Regions from separate parts of the Mus musculus genome. Here regions 1 and 2 are each linked to region 3. Evidence: chromatin loops called from intact Hi-C (ENCODE). Cell type or tissue: left cerebral cortex. All regions are shown on one strand.

Region 1 (8,000 bases), 80 kb after region 3:
CTTAGTAATATCTTCTCTGTAACTTCCCGTTACTTAATAAGCCTCTGGAATCATCATAGCCATGTGGCCAGTCCTCTTAAGTTTCTCGGAACAACAGTCTTGCTCCTCATCACAGAGAAACGAGCTTTTATAGACAAGGCAGGGTGAGGAGCAACCTTCTAGCTGACCTCATACAACCTGCTGTGAACGAGGGATTGCTTATTCTTCCTGTTTGTCTGTTGCAGCATTTCGATTTTCCTTTACCAAGTCCACTGAATGTTTTTGAAATGCTGGTGATCCCAGAGCAGGAGTACCCCATGGTTTGTGTGGCTATCAGCAAAGGCTCGGACTCCAGCCAAGTAGTTCAGTTTGAGACAATCAACTTGAATTCTGCATCTTCCTGGTTTACAGAAATTGGTGCAGGTGAGTGTTTTTCACTTGGTTATGTTCCTGCTTTTACCTGTATCAGAGGCAGAGACTTAAGGTCAACCATTGTGGGCTTCTAATAAAACTGTAAGCATAGGGGCTGGAGACATGGCTCATTGGTTAAGAGCACTGACTGCTCTTCCAGAGGACATAGGTTCAATGCCCAGCACCCACATGGCAGCCCGTAAGTGTCGGTAGCACCTGTTGCAGGGGCTCGCACACCCTCATACAGGCACACATGCAGGCAAAACACCAAGGAATATAAAATACAAATAAATTATTTAAAAAATAAAAATAATGTTATCATAATTTTCTAAGTAAAAAATTACCTACATTTCTAAATAATAAGAAATTATCTACATATAGTATATGATCTCTGTTTGCCCAAGGGCCTTTTGTTTGTTTGTTTGTTTGTTTGTTTATGGGTGACCCGCTGCCACCATAGTCAGTTTTAGACAACAAGCCTGATATTGTGTAACTCACAAATTTACTGAGAATTTAACCAGCTTGTAAGCCCTGAACTTTGAATACCTGCTTTGTGGACCAAGCTGTAATTCCCAGTAAGGGAAAAGAAGAAAGCCCCTTGCACCTGTTCCTCGCCCTTCTCTGTGGTCTTAATGGCATCTGCAGTTGGGTGTGTGCCTCCTATGAAGCTAACAGAAGGGGTAAAGTTCCTGTCACCAGAGTAAGCAGCCGAAATACAAATGATTCTTGGTTAGGCAAGGACCACAATAAGTGGCTATGGATCTGTTTATTAAAACTGTGATTAGGCCAGGCCTGATGGTGGTGCATGCCTTTAACTTGAACATTCTGGAGGCAAGAGCAGGCAGCGCTTCATAGTCAAAGCCTGTCTCCAAAAGAATTGAAAATAAGAACAACACAAACCCAAGTGATATTTACACCGTAGTCCAGCATGGCGATTGTTGCATAGTTACCCACAGTGATTCCCACCCTCCTCCTTCAGGCTGGTGTGTGGGAGCTTACACTTCTCCATGCTAGAGGTGGATTGAGTCCTCTTTTGAATCTCAGAATTTGAGTTGGTTTTTGAGATTTTGATGTGGTCCAGTGCCTCAAGTGCCACATTATATCCACCTTTAACGTTGTCCCAGCTGAAATACAAACAGTCCAGTAAGTACTTCCTGAGCAAGCCAGGCCTCTGAGGTTATCATGCGCTCGCCTGAGCACACGGACGAGGCCCCTTTCAGTCCAGCTTTGGTCCTCATTAGGCTTTGTTTGCACAAGTGATCGTTGATCCAACCCCAGCTGTGTCTGTTGTTGAGCCAAGAGCCTTTAGCTGGCAAAGCTGTGGCCTTGAAAGGAGCTCTGTTGTAGGAGTCCTTCCTCTGCAGATTCTGACTCATTCCTCATGATCCCTGACTCCCAGGGCAGCCCTCAGCATGGTCACTTCTTGGTATTTGTTGAGTGAGTGAATGAACATAGATTAGCTGAGAAAAATTACATCTGGTGTGTTGCCTGAAAGATGCTTCATTGGTTGTCTTGACAAGGCTGCCTACTGTGCTGCTCAGTGATGTGTCTGTAAGGGACCATGTGCCTGCTGTAGAAATGGGTGACATGACTACCCCCATGGTATGGTTAAGGGGAAACTTTTTATTGCAGATGTGAGAGAGGAAATCTGGGAGAGTCCAGAGCAGAGAGAGAAAGAAATAGGCTGAATGTGGCAGCAGACTAGACAGGGCCAGGGCTATCTGCAAGAGATAGGAGATTAGCAGAGGATAGAAAATAGAGACTGACCGCCTAGTGAGAATCACATCAAGAATAGCAGGGTTATAAAGAGAATGAATAGCTAGCTGCAGGGAGGGAAGCCCAGGAGCTGGAGGGCGTGTTGGGGAGGTGGGAGGGGAGCAGAGCTGGGATGCCAGCATGGGCTCTGAAATGTGTAACAGGAACTTGGGTACTGAAGGAGCCTGGAGGTCAGCACTGGTTTAATATGCTCACACGCACCACAGGTAGCCATATGTCCCCACAGGTAGCCATATGTCCCCTTTGCCAGAGGGAAAGGAAATGGCTCCTTTTGGCAGGTGAGAACTAGTTTCACAAGTTCCTGAGAAATGCTGGCTTCTATCTAACTGCCAGAAATCCTCCTATGTGTATACAGGTTAAGCTCATTTCTGGATATTTGGACTGCCTTTGGGGTTTGGGAAAGTGAAGTTTCCTTTGGACTTGACAGATTCCATCTCTTGTGAGTGCAGAACAAAATCTAAGCACTGTGTGCGTGTATCGTCCTTTCCTTCCACATACCTGCCCTTATCACATCATCACGATAGCCCACCTTTCTAAAGCAAAAGTAGTAATTAGGGCAGTATTGATTTTAGCTCAGGTATCCATTTCCGAGCTGAGCTGATGTTTGTTCTTCTAAACTGAGGTACATACTTCTTCTTTGTTGTTGTTTTGTTTTGCTTTCTGCGATAGCATGACACGATGCAGCTTTCACCATATTTCAAGTAAATCTCAGGAAGATTCAGACTTTGTTGGTTTCTAAGCCTGCTTCACTGAGTCTGTTGTTAACGGTAACCTTTCCCCACTTAGGCAGCCAACAGCTGGATTCCATTCATGTGACACAGTTGGAGAGAGATACTGTTTTGGTGTGTTTAGACAGTAAGTATTATTTTGAAGTTTATTTTGAATGTACTACTTGATAAAGCAACCCCTTTTAGTGAAATTAAACTGTTATTCAGGCCCTTTCTCTTTAAGTGACCTGGTTGTATTGATTAAGCAGCTAAAATTCACTGCAGCAAGAGGCTGAGCTGCTGTCCCTAGGTGCTGTCCTTTGTTTTACATTTGACTCATGTGGAGACATTAGCACTGTCCCCCTCTTAGGGAATCTCTGTATAAACTTTCCCCTCTCTCTGTAATTATGAGAGTAGAAGGTCACAGAGTCACTTAACATGAACTTCTGGAGGCTTCTCAGGCTTGAAGCACTCAGGCTCCTGATCTGTTATGCAGGAGACATGTTACTAATGGGAGCAGATTGCAGTGTGAGCAGGGAAGGCAGAAAACAACAGCTTAGCAGACGTGTTACTTTGATTTTTGCAGAGGAGGCACTCCAGTTCTCAAAACCCATCTTCTCTTTGTGCAGTAAGTGTTATAGGATGGACTGTACCCAGACTTGGGATTATATTTGGAACATGGCTGTACAGCTTGCTTTTAGTGGCCAAACCACCTGTATGTATAAGATCATCTAATAACACAACTGAGTAACCCAAAGGCTGCAGGGCCTCACCCCTTGCCGTCCCTTGGTAAGGGACTTGACTCTAAACACCTGTCAGGTAGAAGTGTTATAAAGTTATCTATAAGGAAACTACATCCTTTTTTAATCCTAATAGATACAAAGTGTCTTATTAGTGTAACATAAGCATGACAAGACTCCCAGAGAGCTAAGGCCTTCCTGCTAAGCTCTGCAGGTCTGTGAATCATCAAAGGAAGGCCTCAGCCTCTGCTTTCATCTCCTTGTCTTATATTGTAACAGTCTTAAGAACACATTGGGTAACAAGACTCCCTGCTTCCTGAAGAAACCGTTTTCTGTTTTTAAAGACATACTTTTGAAAAAATATGTTCCCAGCTCTGTGATTTATAAGTTGGCTTTGGTAGACAGCAGTGGAGACAGGCTTGGAATCTCAGACTGTGGGAATGCACACTGAAAATTGAAGTTGTTGGGATTTTTTTTTAAGTCTCCTTGAGCTAATGTGAGGGAATGAGAAAACAGGGGGAGCAGAGGGAAGGAGGCTGTGTGTGCTTGTCCCCACCCCAGACCTCACTGCCCTGGGGTGCACAGGCCCATGGGCCCCGACTCACTGGGCTCCTATGGCCAGTCAGGAATTGCTGCAAGTGTTACTTGATAAATACAGTGAGATTTGTGAGGGAGAAATCAGAACTTGTGGCTAAATATTCAAACATCAAAGTAGCCACTTTTTAAAACATGAAGATATTCAGTATATGCTCTGTAATTTTAAAAATAGCAAAGTCCCACTTATTGGGGAAAAAAAGGCACTGTAAGTGTGTCCTTTAAAACATATTAGTGATGATTTGTTACTGGGCATACCCAAACCAAGATAAATCTTTAAACTTTATTAAGAATATTATTTGAGGGGCTGGTGAGATGGCTCAGTGGGTAAGAGCACCCGACTGCTCTTCCGCAGGTCCAGAGTTCAAATCCCAGCAACTACATGGTGGCTCACAACCATCCGTAACGAGATCTGACTCCCTCTTCTGGAGTGTCTGAAGGCAGCTACAGTGTATTTACATAAAATAATAAATAAAATCTTTAAAAAAAAAGAATTTTATTTGATACCCCTATAAAACCCATTATATTTATTTTAAGAAATTTTCATTTCTAGTCTTGACTTTTTTTTTTAATTTCCTTTAAGAATTTGTAAAAATTGTAAATCTACAAGGAAAGCTGAAGTCCAGTAAGAAGCTGGCATCTGAGCTCAGTTTTGACTTCCGCATTGAGTCTGTGGGTAAGTCCTCTCCTGCGGCCGGCCGTGGATAACTGGTGGCTTTGATGATGCTCTCCCTGGGACGCGTCACTGCACCAGCTAGGTCGTGCATGTGGCCCGTGCTTTCTAAGTTTTCAACTAATTTCATTTTTTTTATTTTATTAGTTTTATACATGTAATTCACACTAATCATGGTCCTGTCCCTGGGTATTGGTTTTTAAACATGCTCAATATTTTTTTAAAGCATTATATAGGATTAGGTGTGGTGGTACAAGCTTTTAAACCCCAGCACTTGGTTAGCAGAGGTAATTGGTTCCCTGTGAGTTCAAGGTTTCAGGCCAGCCTGGTCTATAGAGCAAGCCCCAAGCCAGACTACTAGTAGGACCAATCTCAAACAACAATGGAATTTCTACTTCCATCTTTTTTGCTGATATGTCAGCATTTTTCCCCAGGAGAATAGAAATTGTGAGGAAAAAATATGATAGAGCCAAATATTTATTGTACTTAAAAGAAATATATATGTATATTATATAATTACCTGTATATAGCTTTTTAAAATGTTTCTGACTAGTTAAAAAACATTCTGGATTTTTAAAAATTAATTAATGTATTTATTTGTTTGTTTGTTTGGGGGGGTTCTGGTTTTGTTTTTTATTCTAACCTGAGCTTCTCATATTAAACTAGAATTTTCTTGTGCACAGTGGGTAAATATGTTGTGTCCTTGTGTAACAGATGATAGAAAAGTACCTAACTCGCTGGGGCAGAAACCCTAAGCTATCTGAAGAGTCAGAAAGAAGGGACTTCGGAAGCTTGTGTCTTCCGTCCCTGTTAAACACTGCATACGGCATGTCAGGCTCTAAGACATAATATCCTTAAGGAGTGTGGCGTAGATCCTCAGCCTCTTAGCTGAGATGTACTGATGTCACGTGTGCCCCACTGTCTGGAGAATTTTTACTGTTGGACAGAAGTCTCCTCCTAGATGGCCGCCACCCCATTTCAGTAAAGCTTAAAATGGTGACACATTTTAAGCTTTGTCACATCTAGGGAAGCATGCGATCTGTCATCGTCAAATGCTTCTGTCTCTATTAGGCTGAGTTGTGTTGTGTCCCAGACACTCATGCGCTAACCATGGTCTTATTATCCCAATGAGCAGCATGGATTGCGTGCTTGTCGGGCGAGTACAAAGCCCCCTCCATTTGCTCCCTAGCACAAGGGAAGAGTAATCTTGACTCTTTTCCACCGTTATGTTTGTTTATGGTTGTGGTTTTTAATTCTAGTTGCAAGAATAGTCAGTAAATAATAAGATACTTACTTAGCAACTGCCTGAGGTCACAATATTCAACGTGATTAAGTTTTGGATTATGAAGTGGGTTTATTTTTTTAAATTAATTTTGTAATGTGAAAATATGAACATAAAAGTTACCTGCTTGTAGCTACTTGAATAACTTCTTTTAAATCCAAAACCCCACTGCATGTTTTTACTGTTTTAATCACTTAAAACAGAAGCTACAGCATATGAAAGAGAAGTCAACAGCCAATACTCAGTTTATCAAGTCAGCCCGTGTTGGAGAAATGCCTGCAACATGCATCTTTGAAGCTTTGTAACTGTCTCAGTCAATTACTTGAGTTTAGACACTCCTTAGTCACAAAAATGTTGAGCAGTAATGGTCTAGACAGTGGAATTTTGCCCCAAGCACTTGAAAAGCCTTACATTATCATTTGTTAAAAAGTTAGGGAGGTGCCAGAAAGATGGCTCAGGGCTGCAGAGCAAGGCCTGCAGCTGGAGTTTCCCAGCGACCCTTTCTGGCCTGTACCTCCAGTTCCAGGGGATCCCTTGGCTCTGGTCTCCGCAGACACCTGCACACACGCACATCACACACACACACACACACACACACACAATTAAAAGGAATAAAAGTAAATCTTTTCTTTAAAAAAAAAAAAAGGCAAAAACCAAGACAGTCTGGGGAACTCTGTTGTGCTTCCATTACATGTCCCCTCATCTTTCTCAGTGTGCCTTCAAGACAGCGTGTTGGCTTTCTGGAAACACGGGATGCAGGGTAAAAGCTTCAAATCAGATGAGGTAAGTTTGCACCATTTACCTCCCTGACTCCTACGCTAGATTTTAATGGCGAAATGTTCATTGTTCTCCTGTCCTCTCTGAGTCACATGGCTTTGCTTAGTGCCTTGGATGCCGTAGCTTGGCAGGATGCGCATCAGTGTTCTCTCTTCCTATATGTTCACTTTGGTACTTTGGTTTTGAATCCCCAGTAGCCATGAGGAACTCCTAAATGTTTGCACAACCTCATTCCTTTCGCTTCATTTTTCAAAATTTAGTGACTATTTTTCATAGCTACTATTGTTATAAATAATATATAAGACCTATTATGTTCCAGGCAGTTTGCAAATATTAGCATATTTAAGGCTCAAAATGATTCAGTGAAGTAGGCACGTGCCTAATGAAATGGCAGAGCCTAGGTTGGAAGGTCTTCAAGCATCACTTTAAGCCAAGATGATCAGGGTGCTTTTATGCAGAGGAGAGTTTGGCTCCCTCCCTGAGGGACAGCCCTCAGGGAAGCATTTCCCGATGTCAGATTCTTCTACACCAAAGGCTCATAAATCCACGGGACTGCCTGAAAGTGGGACCTTCTTGCTTTTGAATTTAGTTTATCTATACCCTTATTTATATTTTAATAAATATTTATACTTCTAAGAAAAAGATGTTATAAACCAGCAGTCATTGGTGAGTTGGTTTATTTACTGACCTGGGTCACTAAATGTCACCAGGTCCCTGTATTTAGTGAGATCTGTAGTCCTGCTCACTGCCACAGTGCTAATTATTCTGTTGTTGTTTTGTGTTCAAGACAGGCTTTCCCTAGAGTCCATGAGCACAGCCAGCACACTGAGCGTGCTAGCTGTTCTCACGCTCTGCGCTGTGTCATTTCTATCTTTGGAAAACTCAAACCCAGGGTCTCAGGCATGCAAGGAAGGGGCTTTCTGCTAACCAACATGCCCAGCCATGTAGCTGCCTGCTTGTAACGCATCTCACTTTAACTACTCTCTGCACGTCTGCCTTTCTGTGATATTCTCATCCTTTGACGTACACCTAGTTGAAGTTTAACCTCTGCCATAAACTAA
Region 2 (8,000 bases), 57 kb after region 3:
TTCATTCTTTAAGTGCATATCAGCTTTTGGTGGTTGTTGTTGTTGCTGCCTACATGTATGTCTGTGTATCACATGTGTGCCTGGTGCCTATGGAGACCAGAAGGGGCATTAGGTCCTTTGTAAGAGCAGTCACAGATGGTTATGAGCTAGCTGCCTTGTGGGTGCTGCAAAATCAGCCGGGTCCTCTAGAAGAGCCCCAGGTACTCTACCCATGGCTTAAAATACTCTTAATCTGTCTTTAGCCAGCATTTCCCCTAATACTGCACCCTTATACACCTGCAAAATTTCCCCTTAAAGCTGTCCCTGGTGCTGGCACGCCCTTCAGTAAAGTCTCCAAACCCTTCCTTCTGTTCAACAAGTGAAAACTGAGTTGTCGTCTGAATTTCAAGGCCTTTGGGATCTGACTTACCGTCTGTCACACAGCTTCCTCATCCTACCTAATTTCAGTGCTGTCAAGTAATTACCAACCGCACTTCCTGCAAGTGCCCCTGTCGTGCATCATGTGATCACGTTCTGTGTCTGGTGCATCTCCAAATACTGCACAGCCGACGCCTGCTGTATCTCAGGCCCCAAGTAGAGTGCAAGCAGAGTCTCTGTGCTCTTCAAGCGGGTACACAGGGACGGCTCCCTGTGCAGGCTTTAGTAGTGATTCTTTTCTTAATTACTGACGGGTGTCTAACTCTGAACATGTTTGTATCCTTTGTCTTCCTGGACTGAACTCTGGAGGCAAGGTTTGTCTGACTTTGAATCCCTTCAAAGTTTTCCACAGCTTTGGGAATATAAACTGGGATATTCAGTGGGATAACTGAATACACGTGTACAGCATCTACTGTTCATTGTGTTGCTGCTGTTTTTCTTAGAAATGTTTTAGTAGATATTTATAGTTGTCAATAAGCAATAGTTGTCAGTAAGCAATTTTAAAAGAAAGTTTAAACCTCTTATTTGTTGTTGAAATTTTTAAGAGTGTATGTTATGCTTATATTCACAGCCCCACGCAATCATTCGTCATACCATTAGATCAACAAACAGGAATTCCAGAGCGGAGCGGACAGCTTCAGAAATAAACTGTACGTGCCTGCTGTACATTTTTTATTGGTGGTATTGGAGGTTGATCTGGGTATTCTTATGTTTTGGAGAATGATAAAATCTTAGACTAGTTGAGGCTATATACTTTGTTTCAGAATATATTAAAAATATAGGTTGCTTTTCTAGTTTTCCTGGAATTATGTTGGTTATTGTTTTTAAATTGTTTTTATTTTTAATTATGAAGATAATTGTGCCCGTTGCTGGTAGTTTACAAGAAATAAGAAATAGAGAATTTACATGGCCCAGTGTCACATATCCCATAGCCATCCCACTGTTAATACTTTCTGACTTCCTGCTTTCCCATTAATATTTCATGTGGCTAACAATATACTTTTACATTATAGAGAGACATTTTCTGTTTTCTGGTACTGGCTTTATAACTCCACACAGTTATAAACCTGTGTTGCAGTTTGAGCTATGTATGTTTCATACTGTAAAGATGGTCTTCTATTGGTGTTTAGGTGGGTTTTAAATATTTTAGATCAATGTGAAGATGACTCTTTACAAATATTTAAAGTAGAATTTTTATTTCCTTTTAATTTAATGAGTTATAAACATTCAAAAATTTTACAATCAACTGCCTTTGTCTCCTCAGCTGCATTTAAAATAAATTAGAAGTTCTAAAGGCCTTGGTGATGGTATCACATACCTTTGATTCCAACACTTAGGAGGCTGGGACAGGCAGATCTCTACTATGAGTTCGAGGCCAGCCTGATCTACAGAGTGAGTTCCCAGACAGCCAGAGCTACACAGAGAAACCCTGCCTTTAAAAAAAAAATGCTTGTATATGATTTCCTGACTTAGACATGTATTTGTTTCAAGATTTCTTTCCTTATAAAATGAAATGCATGCCTAACAATACAAATATATTTTTATCCATAATGAGATAAGATGGTTCATTAAGTATTCGAACCAATTAGAAATCTTACAGATAAGTATTAAATCAATCGCTGTGTGCATTTTGTTTTATTTTTATTTTTTGGAAGGTGGCTGCGTTACCCAGGCCAGGTTCAACTCAGTGACTTCTCTTCCTTGGTCCCTGGAGTTCTGAGTCTGTAGAGTTTACCACCTCCCCACCCCACCCCCAGCTTAAGTTCATCCATTTTCTTTAAACCAAGTGTTCCTGGCTCTTTAAAAGAATGCCTTCTCTTACCCGTTGCTAAAGAGGATGTGACGTAAATAAGCCAGTAATACCTCTAGACTCAATGTCTTCGTTGTTGCTGTTGCCCAGCTTGCTGTCTTCTTGCCAAAATTATCAGTTTGTTATGTGCCTGCTGAGCCATCTTGCCAGAGCCTTGCTGCTTCTTATGCAAAGTTTTGTGGTTCCGGATACCAAAGATGTCCTTCTTTGACATAACTGTATTTATCTTGTGTAGCTATATAATGTGCTATTAATGTTGCCTGGTTTGTCTTGTATTTATAGCCTTTGTACTTCGTGTGATATTCTTTGTTTTAATTTACTCATATTTTATTGTGTGAATGAGTGCTGTGCTTGCATTGTAGGTACAGCATGAGTGTAACTGGTGCCTAAGAGATCAGAAGAGAGTATTGGATCCCCTGAATCTGGAGTTAGGGATGGTTGTGAGCCACCGTATGGGTGCCAGGAGCCAAATCTATGTCCTACGCAAGAGTAGCAAATGATCTTAATCACTGAGCCATTTCGTCAGCCCCTTACGGTATATTCTTGATTTCAAAACTGCAAAAAGCATGTTGTGTGGTGTGTTGTAGTTTGCAATCCGCTTTCTAGATACTTACCCTGTTGACATGAAGCTGGGAGTAAAACGTGGACCAGCTTCAGTGGGGTCAACTGCTTCAGCCCTTTTTGGCTCAATGCCATTTGTTAAAACTTGTGATCTCTTTGTTCATGGATTGAAGATACCATCTTTATTGTAGTACTAAATCCCCCTGCTTATGGTAAGTGCAGCACACTTGTGAGTGTTACCTCTGCTAAAGTCTTGTCGGGGCTGTCTCTTCTCCTCCTGCTTCTCGTCATCCACTGTCCAGGTGCACACATTGTTGTTCTTCTTTTAGCTGTATCTGATGGTTATATAAATAAATGTTAGAGTCTTGTTATCTGATTTTAAAATATATTTTCACTGATGTGTGACTGAATTATATATTGATAGAGTTGGCAACTTTATGATGCTCAATCTTAACTACAGAGCCTCCTTTGGGGGGAGTTGTTCTGTTTTTTGGAGATAGCCAAAAGATTTAGGTTTTCCATGAGTGCGCAGGGTGCTTATATTTTCATAGAGTATGCCTTAGAAGTAGGAATCGCTACTGATGATTTTCTTCTGTCTTCACGTTTAAACACTTACAATTTTAGAGACACTGGAATGTTTTATGGCTCTGTTCTTGCTTGCTCAATAGATTTCAGTTCTATTCTGGCTTTTGCTTCAGTTTTTTAAGTTGAGCTGGTAACTTACATATAGTAAATGATCAAATCTTAAATGTTACACATGGTAAAATTTAAATATACATCCACGCATGTGGACTGCCCACAGCTCACTGTGCAGAACCTTGCTGCAGTCTCGCCCATGTGGACTGCCCATGGCTCACTGCAGAACCTCGTCACAGTCTCAGACTTCATCATGCTCTGTCACTCAGTACCCTTCCATTGTCTACCCCCACCCTGAATCCAGATTAATCAATATTCTGATCCCTGTCACATAGGTTCCTTTTGAGCTGCTCTTGAATTTTAGACAAATAGCTTAACACAGTGGACCCCTTACTTCAGCCATATCTGTGAGAGGCGTCCACACCATTGTGTAGGAATACAGACAAGTGAAAGCTTTCTGAGTATACTACAACACACCCATCTTCTAGTGACTTTGTATTGTATTATGATCACTCTGTGTATTCCTTCTATATATTTTTAGTAGACATGAATGACTTTTGAGCCTGGTTGTTGATATAGCAGAGTCTGAGGCAAACAAAGGAAGAAAGATTTGTTTTGGCTCTTGACGCTAATGTTTCTGGGCCTGTACTGAGGCAGGACAGTCTAACTGAGGTTCATCATGGAAGAAAGCTGTTAATCACATGGGATGAGAAATCAGAGAAAGTAAGATGAGCTGGCCTGAGACAATGCACAGTCCCCAAAGACCCACCACTGTCAGTTAGGCCCCACCTCTTATCTCTGTCATCTCCCAGAATCCTTTCCATTTATAACTCAACCTTGAATTAATCCATTCTGAGAACACGGCCCTGTGAGCCCATCAGCTGGCAACCAGCCTTAGCACATGGATTTTCATGACATTTCACATTGAAACCTTAACCATCCTGTGCTAAACTGACCAGGGATAAAGAAATAGTCCAACAAGTTTCTATTCATTTATTCCTTGTAGTGGTATAAAACGTACCGTAAAACGCACGCGGCATCACAGCTAATGAAGCAGTAGAGGAGGAGGAGTAGAATAGGACTGAGTGACTCAGAGGGAAGCAGCGTGTGTGGCAGCGGAGCTCTGGGTCTGCCGTGGAAGTAGACTGACGCCTCCTGCAGCTAGGCGCTGTGCTTGGGAGTGCCTTCATTTGAAGCTGGGTGTCTGCATTGCATTTGAGTCAGTGACTTAGATCTTCCAGACATGATACAGTGATTCACTGTAATGAGCAAGACTTTACCCAGGAGGCTCCTGACCGTCTGACTTAAAGAGCGGTTTCTCAGAGGGCCGTGGAGCTCAGAGAGAGCACTCATTACATGAAATGAGACACATGCAGAATATCCTTGGGAGAAATCATGTTCCTTCCGGCCTTTGCATTTGGATTTGTGTTTGTCCTCCCAGATGTCAAATACCAGGAAAGGTCCCCGCCCCCTCTCTCTGACCAAGAGATAGTCATATTAGTAGTGTGACACACAACCTCAGAATTCACAAGTTTGAGGCAAAAGGATGACAAGGATTCAGGGCCAGCCAGGATGACTTGGTGAAACGCTTGCCCTTTTTTTGGTTTGGTTTGGTTTGGTTTGGTTTGGTTTGGTTTGGTTTGGTTTGGTTTGGTTTGGTTTGGTTTTGAAGACAAGTTGAGTAGACTTTACAAGCTCGTTACATGTCCACAGACTAAAGTGTTTTCTTTTATTTCCTTTGCCTGAATGACAGTGAAGCCTATTAAACTTCCATCAGGAAATGCTGCCCCTGGCTCAAGTTTCTGCATCTATCACAGGCACATAGCTAAGCTGCATTTAGCATATCCAATTTTACATGATGGGACTCGGGTTCTCTTGTCTGCCTGGAGGTCACTAAGCTCCTTAGGTGTACGGATGGATCCATGGTTTTCATCAAGTTTGGCTGCTGTTCCTTTGAAATGTCTGATGGTCTCTGCTCTGCACAAGTGTTAGTCTTGTGTTAAGTGTGAACACACTGATTTCATAGATGACTGCAGCTTTGTCCTTTCGTCATGCCTTCACATCCACACATGACAGGAACTTGTTCCTGTGTCCACTCTGCTTTTAAGCCGTTCAGTGAGCTTTATGTCAGGTACAGTAGTTTTCATACGTAAATTTTAGTCATGCGCAGATTACATGTGTACATATAAACACATACTTAGACATATAATTTCAGTTTCTGTGCTGAGATTGTCTGCTCACGCATTGTCTCTCTCTTAAGTCCTCTTATGATACGTCTTTAAAGTTCCTGTCTGTTGATCACCTGTATGGCCTTTGTCTGTTTCTTCCTTTCTTCAGCTGTCTTTAATTCCTGTTTTCTACCTTCAACTCCATCCAGAACTTTTAATTTGTGTTTGTTTGTTTGTTTGCATCTTGGGCAACCTAACAGCATACTAAGCATCTGAGTCTTGGCCTCTTCCTTTGAAGAATGAGTTACCTGGCGGCCAGCTGACTCGTTTAAGGCCCCATCCTGTTTCTCTGACTGTTTATACGAGGTTCTTCTGGGCAGAATCTCAGATGTCTGCCCTAATGCTGCAGGCTGTCCCTTGCTTCCAGCGCTATCTTCTAGCTGTACACAGCTGCCTAGAACTCCAATTCCAGTGGATCCCTAAGGTCACCAGACACTCTTGTGAGCACCATATATACCTGGAGGCAAAACACTGATACACATAAAACAAATATCTCTTTTTCTAAAATATTTCTAGGTTATGTTAACTGTTATTAATGAATAGTGGCTTTTATTTTAGATTATTGTTTTAAGTAGATGACATTTTATGAAATATCTTCCTCTCTTGGGCCAAAAATTTTAAGCTAGACATGGTTGTACACACTTGTTATCCCACCGAACACTAAAGAGTCTAAGGCGGAAGGAAGACCCAGAGTTGGAAGCCAGCCGAAGCTGTACATAGTGAATATCAGGCCAGCCTGGGTTATGTGGCAGCCATTAAAAAAATAAAATGAAGAAGGGGGGCGGGGAGGGAAGCTTATGATTTACTATTTGGCTCCATAAAACTAATTATGTTAGTGGTTTGTATTGAAGATAAATACAACTAGCTCTTATTTGAAAGCCTTTCAGCAGTGAGCTAAGATTGTATTTATATATTATATGTATATATGTGTAAATGTTGAAAAAGCAACTTTGGCCTTTTAATCACATCAATTTCTTAAATTTCTTCAAAATTATAATAGCGTACCCCTAGAGCTCGTGTGTCTAGCTGCATATGTAGCAGAAGATGGCCTAGTCGGCCATCATTGGGAAGAGAGGCCCCTTGGTCTTGCAAACTTTATACGCCCCAGTACAGGAGAATGCCAGGGCCAAGAAGTGGGAGTGGGTGGGTAGGGGAGCAGGGCAGGTGGAGGGTATAGGGGACTTTCGGGATAGCATTTGAAATGTAAATGAAGAAAATATCTAATAAAAAATTTTTTTAAATTATAATAGCTTTAGGTAGGCAATGAAAACTTTTCTCTATTCTAGACTATTTCACCTAAAAGAAATTGCTCTTTGAATCTGTGGGATAAATCTGAAAGTAGTCTAACATGATCAAATAACATGTAGGAAGAATGCGGCCATAGATGAGGAGCGCCATTCTGACCACTCCTTGGTTCTCCTTAGATGATCTGCGCAGAACGTTGCTAGGTTTTCTCCACCACAGCGCTGTTCCCTAATCTCCAAACAGCATCTGTGATCTTTGAAGCTTTTTTTTTCTTTTTTCTTTTTGGTCACCTACTTCCAATAAAAAGTACAAAGGTACTTTTTAAATTTCCTACTTTCAGCCAAGAATTAAGCCTAGAAGATAGGGGAAATCTCTGATTGTTCCTTTATCTGGGTGAGTAGAAAGGTGTTGTGTGGGAGGAATAAGAGAGTTTTTCTTCTCTGCCTCCTCAGTGGCAGCCGTTCTCATCTCATCCCCTAAGTTAACTGCATAAGATGACAACTTTTATGAATATGTATTTTTGTACACTTATATATCTGTTCTATATTTTGCAGTTGACAAATTACAATTTGAACCTCCTCTGAGAAAAGAAACAGAAGCCCGGGATGAAATGGTAATTGTGACTTTAAACCGTTTTCATGTTTAAGATAACTTAGAATGAGATATATGTCAAGAAGTAAAGTCGTATACATATTAACTTCACTAATCTAGCTCACACTCTGCAGTGTGAGAAATGATGACTAGGCACTTTGATGGTACTACGGGCTGTGTCGTTTGACCCACTCACCTGGGTACTCCCAGTTTTTTGAAGGACGCACATGGATTACTGAACTCCGACTGGGACTCAGCCCGTAACTCTTTTACTTGCTGGTTCTCTTGAGTTTTCAGTAAGCATATTTTTGCATTGCTTTACTGTTCATCTGTGGGGTTGGGCACATGGCTGTTAGTGGAACACTTGTTGTGGGTTCTAGCGTCTGTCTGTTACTATAGCTTCATTGGCATTGTCTGTGGTTTGGGAGGGGACTCGTGATGTAGCCCAGGCTGCCCACCGATTGCTGCAGTCCTCCTCCTTCAGCTGCCTAGTGCTGCGGTGGCAGGCATAT
Region 3 (8,000 bases):
CTGGCCTCTGCTTCCCAAGTACAGGAATTAAATGCATGTGCCTCCATATTTAGCAGCCTAATTTTAAGATTTCAACTAGATAGTTTTGCTTGGATAATAAATTTTGAACCTAGACTACATAAAACATAAAAAAATTCTATGGCCTTGATTTTTGTTGTCATTTAGTCTTGACTGTAGAGATCACGAATCACAGCTAGTACTTTAGTGAAGAAGATTAAAAGAGAGGGAAAAGCATAACAAACCTTTAGTAAACCACAATAGTTTGTTATATGGAAAATAGCAAAAAGCTGGAAAATATGGCCAGTGAGACCACACAGCCTATATAAGCTGCTGCCTCCACCTAATGGCCTGAGCTTGATCTACATACTGGAAAGTCAGAGTTGACTCCCACAGTTGTCCTCTAAGACACACTCATACACACATGCACATACATACGCACAGGCATGCACACACATACACCATAGCATTAGCACTGGCCCCCAAGAAATAAATAAATTGCATCAAAATTATTTATATATATATTTGGGGGGTTTGAGACAGGGTTTCTCTATATAGCACTGGCTGTCCTGGAACTCACTCTGTAGACCAGGCTGGCCTCGAACTCAGAAATCCACCTGCCTCTGCCTCCTGAGTGCTGGGATTAAAGGTGTGCGCCACCACTGCCCGGCCAAAATTATATTTTTAAAAGCTGAAAAACATTTACTTATTGTGTATTATTGTGTGTGTGTGTGTGTGTGTTTTGAATGAAATACCTATTAAGTCATGTTTCTTCTTATTCCATAGCTTGTCACTATAAAACTGAGCAATTGTAAGTGCTCTTTCAACATTAGCTACACTGACTTACTAGTATGTAACTTTCAACTTGGAAACTACATGCTTAATTGTTTAAGATTCAAATTAAGCCTACTCACAGCTTATAAGTAAATTGAATTTGAACTTCTTTACATCACTGACCTTGTTAAAATTAACTCAGCTAGTTCTGAAAAAAAAAATCTAAAAATTCCTTTGAAGTTAGTGTAAAGCAAATGTCTTCCTGTTTGCTTCATCTGTGGTACTAGGAAAATGATGACTGTAGCAGACACTGATTCCCAGCAGCACAGACGCCTGTCTCTCCAGGCTATCCATTCTTTGGCTGATGGTCAGAGCATATGGATCTGCCATTACTGGCAACATAAATTATCTTCACTTGTGACCTCCAACTTTTTATTACCTAATTCATTTTAAACAGTATGTTCCTACAACAATACACTTGGAGGCTTGTCAGAGGATATTTATCTCTGTCTCAAGCTGGCTACTCAGGTTTCCACTCTGTGAAGGCTCACAAGGGAAATGTCTCTGAGGTCTTAGCATCAGGAAAAGATACGCCTCTCTTGATCAATTTGTTCATCTTCCTCTCAAAAGCATACAAAGAAAACCCACCCTCAAGTCTTCTTTGTGCTCTCTCTCTCTTGCTCTCTCTCTCTCTCTCTCTCTCTCTCTCTCTTTTGGTTGCATTGTTCTGGTTTCCTGCTTCCCCCCTTTCAAATCTGATGCAGTTTCCTCTCATTTATTTTTATCTTGTGTAAAAATAAGTATTTTGTGTGAGCTGCCTCAAACTCTCTACGGGATAATGCAGGTATAAATAAGAGCAAATACATCTCACACTAGACAAAGGATCAACATCCCCATTTTGACTCTAAACTTGGAAGACTGCTCTCCCCTCACACAACACTGGCCCTCCAGGTTGACTATCCTGCGGCCAGTGTGGTGGAAGGCCTTCAACCCATGAATATCCCACAACGGCCTAGTCACACAGTGGGTAAGGGTGGGTTTGACTACATGACCACCATAAATCCATGACAGTAAACAAGTACTAAGATACCAATAGAACACTTGAAGAGATTTTGAGTCATCGAAGCCAAAAATATGTGCCCACCAAAACAAGTGCCAAGAAGATTTCAAAGAAGGAACTGTTCTTCAACCATTTTTTTTTTCAGTGCAGCACACACACAGGCTTTGTCCCTGGGGCATGTAAGTCTGGGCTTACTTATGTTCCCTAAATAAGTGCTCTTTGTGTGTGGATCACGAGAAAATGCATACAGTCTCTGTTCCGTTAAGGTGTTAATTTAATTTCTTCATTTATTAGCTATAAGAAGTTATTTCTCAAAACAGAATTAGAGTGTGTCTGGAGTCACGTGTCATCTGAAATTTGTTCTGTTGTCGTTTTTTTTTCTAGTTTTTTCAATTTTCTTACATTTTTATTTAATTTTGTGTTTTGCCTGCATGTACAGCTGTGCACCATATGCATATGTGGTGCCTACACAGGCCAGAAGAGGGCGTTGGCCCTCCCTCCCAGCCCACTCTGGATCCCAAGTTGGAGTTAATGAGGAGTGGGCCGCCACGCAGGTGCTGGGAATCAACCTCTGAGCTGCAGCCGGTGCTGCTAACAATTGGGCCATCTTTCCAGTCCTTATCTGGTTTTCCAACTGAAAATCTCTGTAAGACTCTAGAAGTAACTTTACCAGTATACATAAAATTGGCAACTTCATTTCTACCTTAAGAACAAGACTGGAACTCAAATTACAAAAGAGATTGAAACATTAACCAAATCACTTCTCATAACTCCTGCCCAATATTTTGGGCATTGTTAGTTAGGCCTCTTACATTTTAAAGCCTCTTACATTTTACACTCCTCTTTACAATGCTGTAAAAATGGTTTACAAACATTTCTCGGGTGTCAAATGCAAAACCTATCCTCTTCCAGCTACAGATAAGGACACTGGGATGTTGCCACGTATGCCTTGTCCCAGATCACCTACTTTGGAAGCAGAATCAGACAAAGGTCCCTAGCTTTGCTTTAGCATCTCTAAAACTCCTCCCATTAACACTTGCAATATTGCGGTGATGCCCAGAGACCACAGAAACTTCGAAAGGAATTGGGGTTTTCAAAAATGGCTCTGGGAAACCCTGGTGGAAGACAGGTTCTGCAGGTGTGCGGTCCAGCCTCGGAACTGGTACCACCGGGAACAGTGTGTGGAACAGGACGGTGCAGTCGGGTGTGCCGGCATTTAGTTAACCCGGCACTCCCCCACCTCCTGCCCGGGCGGCCTCAGTTTACCTGTACCGAAAGGAAGCAGAAGGCAGCGCTCCGGAGGCCTGCGGACAGACCCTCCTCCTCTAGTCCGCCGGCCACTGGGCGAATCCTGGCCGAGGCTGGGCGGGTCAGACGCCGCACGAACGCCTCCGGCGCCCCGCAAGCAGCTGGGAGGCGGGGCGCGGCGGCGTCCAGGGTGTTGTGCACTCGGCGGGCCTCAGGGCGGCAGTCTGGGCCCGCGGCCTGCGTTCTCGGGCGGGCCAGGCTCGATCCGCGCCGGCCGCGAACGTGTCTCCCGGTGACGCAGCCGCGGGTGGGGAACGTGGTGCGGCGGCGACTGTGCGCACGGCCGTCTCGGAGAAGACGCGGGTCTCCGACGCCGGCGCTCGGCCAAGAACGGACGGCCTCTCGGGTACGGCCGGCGCGGGGCCTGGCGGGACCGACGAGGCCCGGAGGCTGCCGGGGTTGCGCCCCGTGACGCCCCCCGCGCTCGCTCTCGCCGGTGCAGGCGCAGCTGCGAGCCGAGGCTCCATGTTGGGAAGCGCCGCGCGCCCTCGTTAGCGGGAGACGGCTGCGGCGGGCAGAGCCCCGGACTGGGCGCAGCGAAGATGGAGGCCCCGCTGAGGCCTGCCGCCGACATCCTGAGACGGAACCCGCAGCACGACTACGAGCTGGTGCAGAGGGTCGGCAGCGGCACCTACGGGGACGTGTACAAGGTGAGGCCCCGGCCCGGCCTGCGAACGTGGGGCACCCCCGGGATGCGCCGGACCACAGCGTCCGGCCAGGAAGCGGCCCGGAGCCCGCCGCACCGTTCCGAGCACCCTGGGTTCCCCATCGGTTCTAAGGCTAGCGACCGGCAGACTTAACCGCACCTTCCAGACCACGGCTGAGCTTTTTTTGTGGTTTTAAGGCGTATTTATGGTATTGAAGTTATTCCGGAGGATGGTTTGGTGTTGATGTGGGGGGAAAATGCTTCGCGGAAGGCGGTAGATAGGAAAGAGTATTGTAAATCTAGACCTTTGCGTCCTGTACTGGTTTGGGTGAACTTGCCTTGAAAAAAATCTCTGTGGAACCGGACTCTAAATTGTCAACTGTAAGTAATCTGGTTCTGGAGTAAAAGGATTTGTGTGTAAACATGACAGCCTGTAGGAAGATGTCTTTGGGGACCGGTGAGGTGGCTCAGGGTGTTAAAGGCCCTTAGAGCCAAACCTTACTTAGGACCCCAGAACGGTCCCCGGATTCTCTTGGTGGAAGCACGGATCCCCCACACATACACACTCACACACTCCCAGGAAATAAACAAAGTGTAATGAAATTTAAACATATTTAGAGGAAGACCTTTGTCACCTGGCAGAAGTTTAGGCATTTTGTATCTGGTTGATAATAATGAATATAACTTATGGGGTTTTCCTACTAAACTAATTCCTCTCTATGGGATTTATAGCATTCCATAATCATGAGTGGATAATTACTGCTACCCTTTTTACTGGTCTCTTATATTAAGACAAATAATAATAAATTTGTAATCTGCCGTTACACAACAACAAAAAACATGCCATAGCAAAGCAAACCGATTTCTTAAGTCTGCTAAGTTTTTGAAGGGTTCAGAGGAAAACACTGTCCAATATTCCCTCATGGCTTTTGTTCTTTGTCCCAAAGGGGCAGAGTTAGTGCAGTTCCTTATGGGGATTAAGAAAAAGCTTATTTTTGACCTGGGTGTTGGTGGTGCACGCCTTTAATCCCAGCACTCAGGAGGCAGAGGCTGGTGGATTTCTGAGTTCAAGGCCAGCCTGGTCTACAGAGTGAGTGCCAGGACAGCCAGAGCTGCACAGAGAAACCCTGTCTCTAACACCCCCCCCCCCAAATAAAAGCTTATTTTCCTTTTGCAACAGCTTGATATTTTGACCTATGTATGTATCAGTATGTTCCAAACAGCAATCTGCATAGAGCCCTGATGGCTGTGTTTCATGAGTAATTGCTTGACCCCACTGAGGTATGTTGACTTGCACAGGTATAATGCAAGGAAAACATCTCTTTTCTCTGCTTGTTTTTGAGTAATTTTTTGCTGAGAGTAGTACCTTGGGGTGATGGATTCTGAGGTAAGAACTCTGGGTAGGCTTTTTACCCCTGAAAACGAGGCATTTGGGCCCAAGCAGACACTGTTCTAGCAACCGAGCAGTGCAGCAGCAGTGAGCAAGGTCCTGACTCTGGCCTCGGTTACCTTTGATGCAAAGTGCACAGTTAGAATGGAATCCCCTTCCTTATGGAAAGTTAATGGTAGCTAGCACAAACGTCTCTATTTGCTCATTACCCATTTTAGGAAATGCTTGCTCTTTAAAAAACAGAAACTCCTGTTTGCTTTCTTGGTCCCATTTTAAATCATCTTTGTCTTATGATTCACTGAAAGTTAGACCAGTTCAGTTCCGTTCATAGTAATTATACAATACTCTAAATTCTAGCTTTTGCCCCACCCTACCCCCTTTTTCCCCTGGTACAGAAAATTTAAAGGGAGTATTTCCCCCACACAAGGATCTTGCTAAGACCTCCACGGTTTTCTTTTCAGAGCAGCTCTCTGGAAGGACTGCATCCTTCCTTAGGAAAGCAATGTTTACATTAAAAGGACAGCTGTCTGCCTGCCTGCCTGCCTGCCTGCCTGCCTGCTTGCCTGCTTCTTCTTACCCAGCTGCTTCCTGGTCCTGCTGCTCACTTCCACAGCTCAACAGACATCAGAGGCTGAAAGCTTCCCACCCCACCTGGGCCTCCCACCTTTCTCAATCAAGCTCACGTTATCACGTGTACTTGAGGGCTAGGCCAGCCTCTGAGTCCCACGCAGCCTTTAGACACTCGTGTGCCCTTCTGTTTGGTGTGTTCTAATTCCTGAGGATCACCTCCCTCCCCCATCCTCCACCTGTTGCCACCATTGCTGTCTAGGAAAACAGTTCTTGGTTCTAGTAAGCCCCAGCCCCTCACCCTGACCCCTAATCTCACCCACCACTCTCCCTCTCCCTTTTGCTCTTACCACACTGGCCTGCAGGCTTTCCTTAAACAACAATAAGCATCTCCTCCTTTGGAGTCTTTGTTCTTGCTACTTCCTCTGTTCAGTATCTTCTCCCAGACAGTGAGCGTCTTGCTTCCTCCTTCCCTTTAGACGAACCTGACCGTCTTTGTACTTGCTGCTTGCTGTGTCTAGCTCAGTGTTTATTACTTGCTTTTTTAGGTGTCTGTTTCAACCAAAACTATCAATACTCCACAGAGACGGGCTTTCCGCCATCCCACCCGGTTTTGCTGCATCTTAACCTAGAATTAGGCAGGACATGGAGTATTCCTAAGAGGTTGACAGAGTGACAAAGGGCTCTAGGTGGTCCTGTCACCTAGTTGTCTGAGCACTTAATTTTGACATCACAACAGTGCTTGTATTTAATTCCTTGTGTATTCCTGCACTGTTTTGTTTTGCTTTAACAATAGCCACATGTCTCTTTTTATTACAAATTTCAATAACTTGAGTTCTCTGGGAAAACATTTCTGAAAAGCTGTTTTATAGCATATTTATTATCAGTGATCTAAGTCCTGTGGAATTTTGTGAATTTATACTTACTCCTTAATATGTCTAGAACATGAGACTTTGGATTTTTTTTCTTTTAAAGCAGATTGATTGTATTTTTAAGAAACTGTATTTTTAAGAAACTGTAAATCCTGGGGCATTTTAGAAGTGTTTTCCATCTGTGATGCAAACTAGTAAACTAATTAGTGAGAAATAATGTCATCTCTTTATCTCTTACCCATCCCAGTTTGTTTTTATGCCTGAGCTATATTATGAAGTAGTAACTTTAAAAAGACCCTCGCCTTGAGATTCTTTGTAATTTTTACACTCTGTAAACACATAGGTCCCCTAGGGATCTCCTTGTTTCCCAAGAGGTGCAGACTCCATCTTAAATAAGGAGAGGAATGTAAAGATGCACCCTATAATTGAGAGCAGAGCAGGAGGTGGTGGAGGGGAGATGGAGGGGAGACAGACATAAAAGAAAAGAGTGTGGTGGATGGAGGAAGAATTAAGCCCCAGCTAGGCGGATCCTGATTGTGACACTTGCTAAAAGGAGGGGGAGAGCTGGGTAATGCCCCCCCCCCCCCACCGCCTGTCCACAGAGTTGCTTCCAGTCAGTATGAAGGTTCACAAGCCGCAGGGTGAGCACCTGCCTCTGCCATTTTGTACCAAAACTGCTTCCAGGCTGGTGGCCACAGAAGCTCTAAGATCGCTTCACTTTTCATAAGATATAAATCTAGAGTAGGGGACCCATGTACTTCTTTTAGACTCTTTTCAGCTCTTTGATTATCCATGAGTGACATGTTTAGTTCTAGGACAACAACCTTCAACTATATTACAGCAAGCAGACCAATGCCTAAGAAATATTTGCTTAATGATATTAGTGGTAGTAAATTGCCCAGATGTAATAAATACTGCTACTAATATAGTTTTTTTCAGGCCTTTTCCTAGATGTTTTTAAAGGAATCTGTTTCTGAAATGACTTACATTGTTTCAGACGCCAGCCAGTGCTGCATGTAGCACATGCTACAGTGACCAACAGTTTCTTTAAAATTACTGTTTTTAAAAGGAGCCATTGAATGAATCTCTAAGTTTCACATTAGTTATTTCCAATTTTAAAGATTCTTTTGCCATTATAAATGACATAATTTGCATAGAAAGCTTTGTCATATATATAAGCCTTACCATTTCTATGAGTTCTTCTGGAAGCTGGATGAGTCAGATCTGCAGTAATGAATTCCTCTTTTATTCAAGGCCCCCTTTTCTCCCCAAGCCAACAGTCAGAATTCTGGAATGGCTTCAGGCATTTTGAAACATTTGCTAAGATCGAATGGTAAAGAAGCAGCTTAGTACATAGTGACAGTGAGTGCTGCCTCTGTGCTGGGG

What was found. A loop is a pair of places that touch in the nucleus more often than their neighbours do. Peaks named below come from ENCODE experiments on the same cell type or tissue, not always from the same donor. Only the 100,000 strongest peaks of a DNase experiment are listed, where the experiment ranks them.
Region 1: it touches region 3 in a loop (2.5-fold over the local background); 3 of 42 quality-filtered maps call a loop at or near these places.
Region 2: a loop joins it to region 3, with 2.9 times the contacts of the local background. A loop is called at or near these places in 10 of 42 quality-filtered maps.

The regions. Positions count from the first base shown.
Region 1 is chr12:69,808,157-69,816,156 of GRCm38, reverse strand. Map4k5 (mitogen-activated protein kinase kinase kinase kinase 5) reads left to right here. Exons shown (of 32, transcript NM_201519.2): 27 at 225-402; 28 at 2,953-3,021; 29 at 4,791-4,883; 30 at 6,875-6,945. All of the region lies in intron 2 of 4930512B01Rik (RIKEN cDNA 4930512B01 gene), which reads right to left. Among named protein-coding and RNA genes, the nearest start is that of Cdkl1, 21 kb to the right of the region's middle. In left cerebral cortex, no CTCF peak of the experiment used is centred here; DNase peaks (open chromatin) are centred at 1,400, 1,678 and 3,422; H3K27ac peaks cover 1,059 bases.
Region 2 is chr12:69,831,062-69,839,061 of GRCm38, reverse strand. Map4k5 (mitogen-activated protein kinase kinase kinase kinase 5) reads left to right here. Exons shown (of 32, transcript NM_201519.2): 13 at 989-1,067; 14 at 7,452-7,510. 4930512B01Rik (RIKEN cDNA 4930512B01 gene) reads right to left here. Exons shown (of 8, transcript NR_033573.1): 6 at 3,029-3,123. Among named protein-coding and RNA genes, the nearest start is that of 4931403G20Rik, 8.6 kb to the left of the region's middle. In left cerebral cortex, a CTCF peak has its summit at 4,599; DNase peaks (open chromatin) are centred at 3,641, 4,607, 7,372, 7,825 and 1 more place; H3K27ac peaks cover 187 bases.
Region 3 is chr12:69,888,442-69,896,441 of GRCm38, reverse strand. Map4k5 (mitogen-activated protein kinase kinase kinase kinase 5) reads left to right here and starts at 3,279. Exons shown (of 32, transcript NM_201519.2): 1 at 3,279-3,789. The coding sequence starts at 3,682. It overlaps Atl1 (atlastin GTPase 1), which reads right to left and starts at 3,337. Exons shown (of 15, transcript NM_178628.5): 1 at 3,098-3,337. In left cerebral cortex, CTCF peaks have their summits at 2,280 (motif pointing right) and 3,287; DNase peaks (open chromatin) are centred at 3,338, 3,837, 5,825, 7,906 and 1 more place; H3K4me3 peaks cover 3,633 bases; H3K27ac peaks cover 2,783 bases.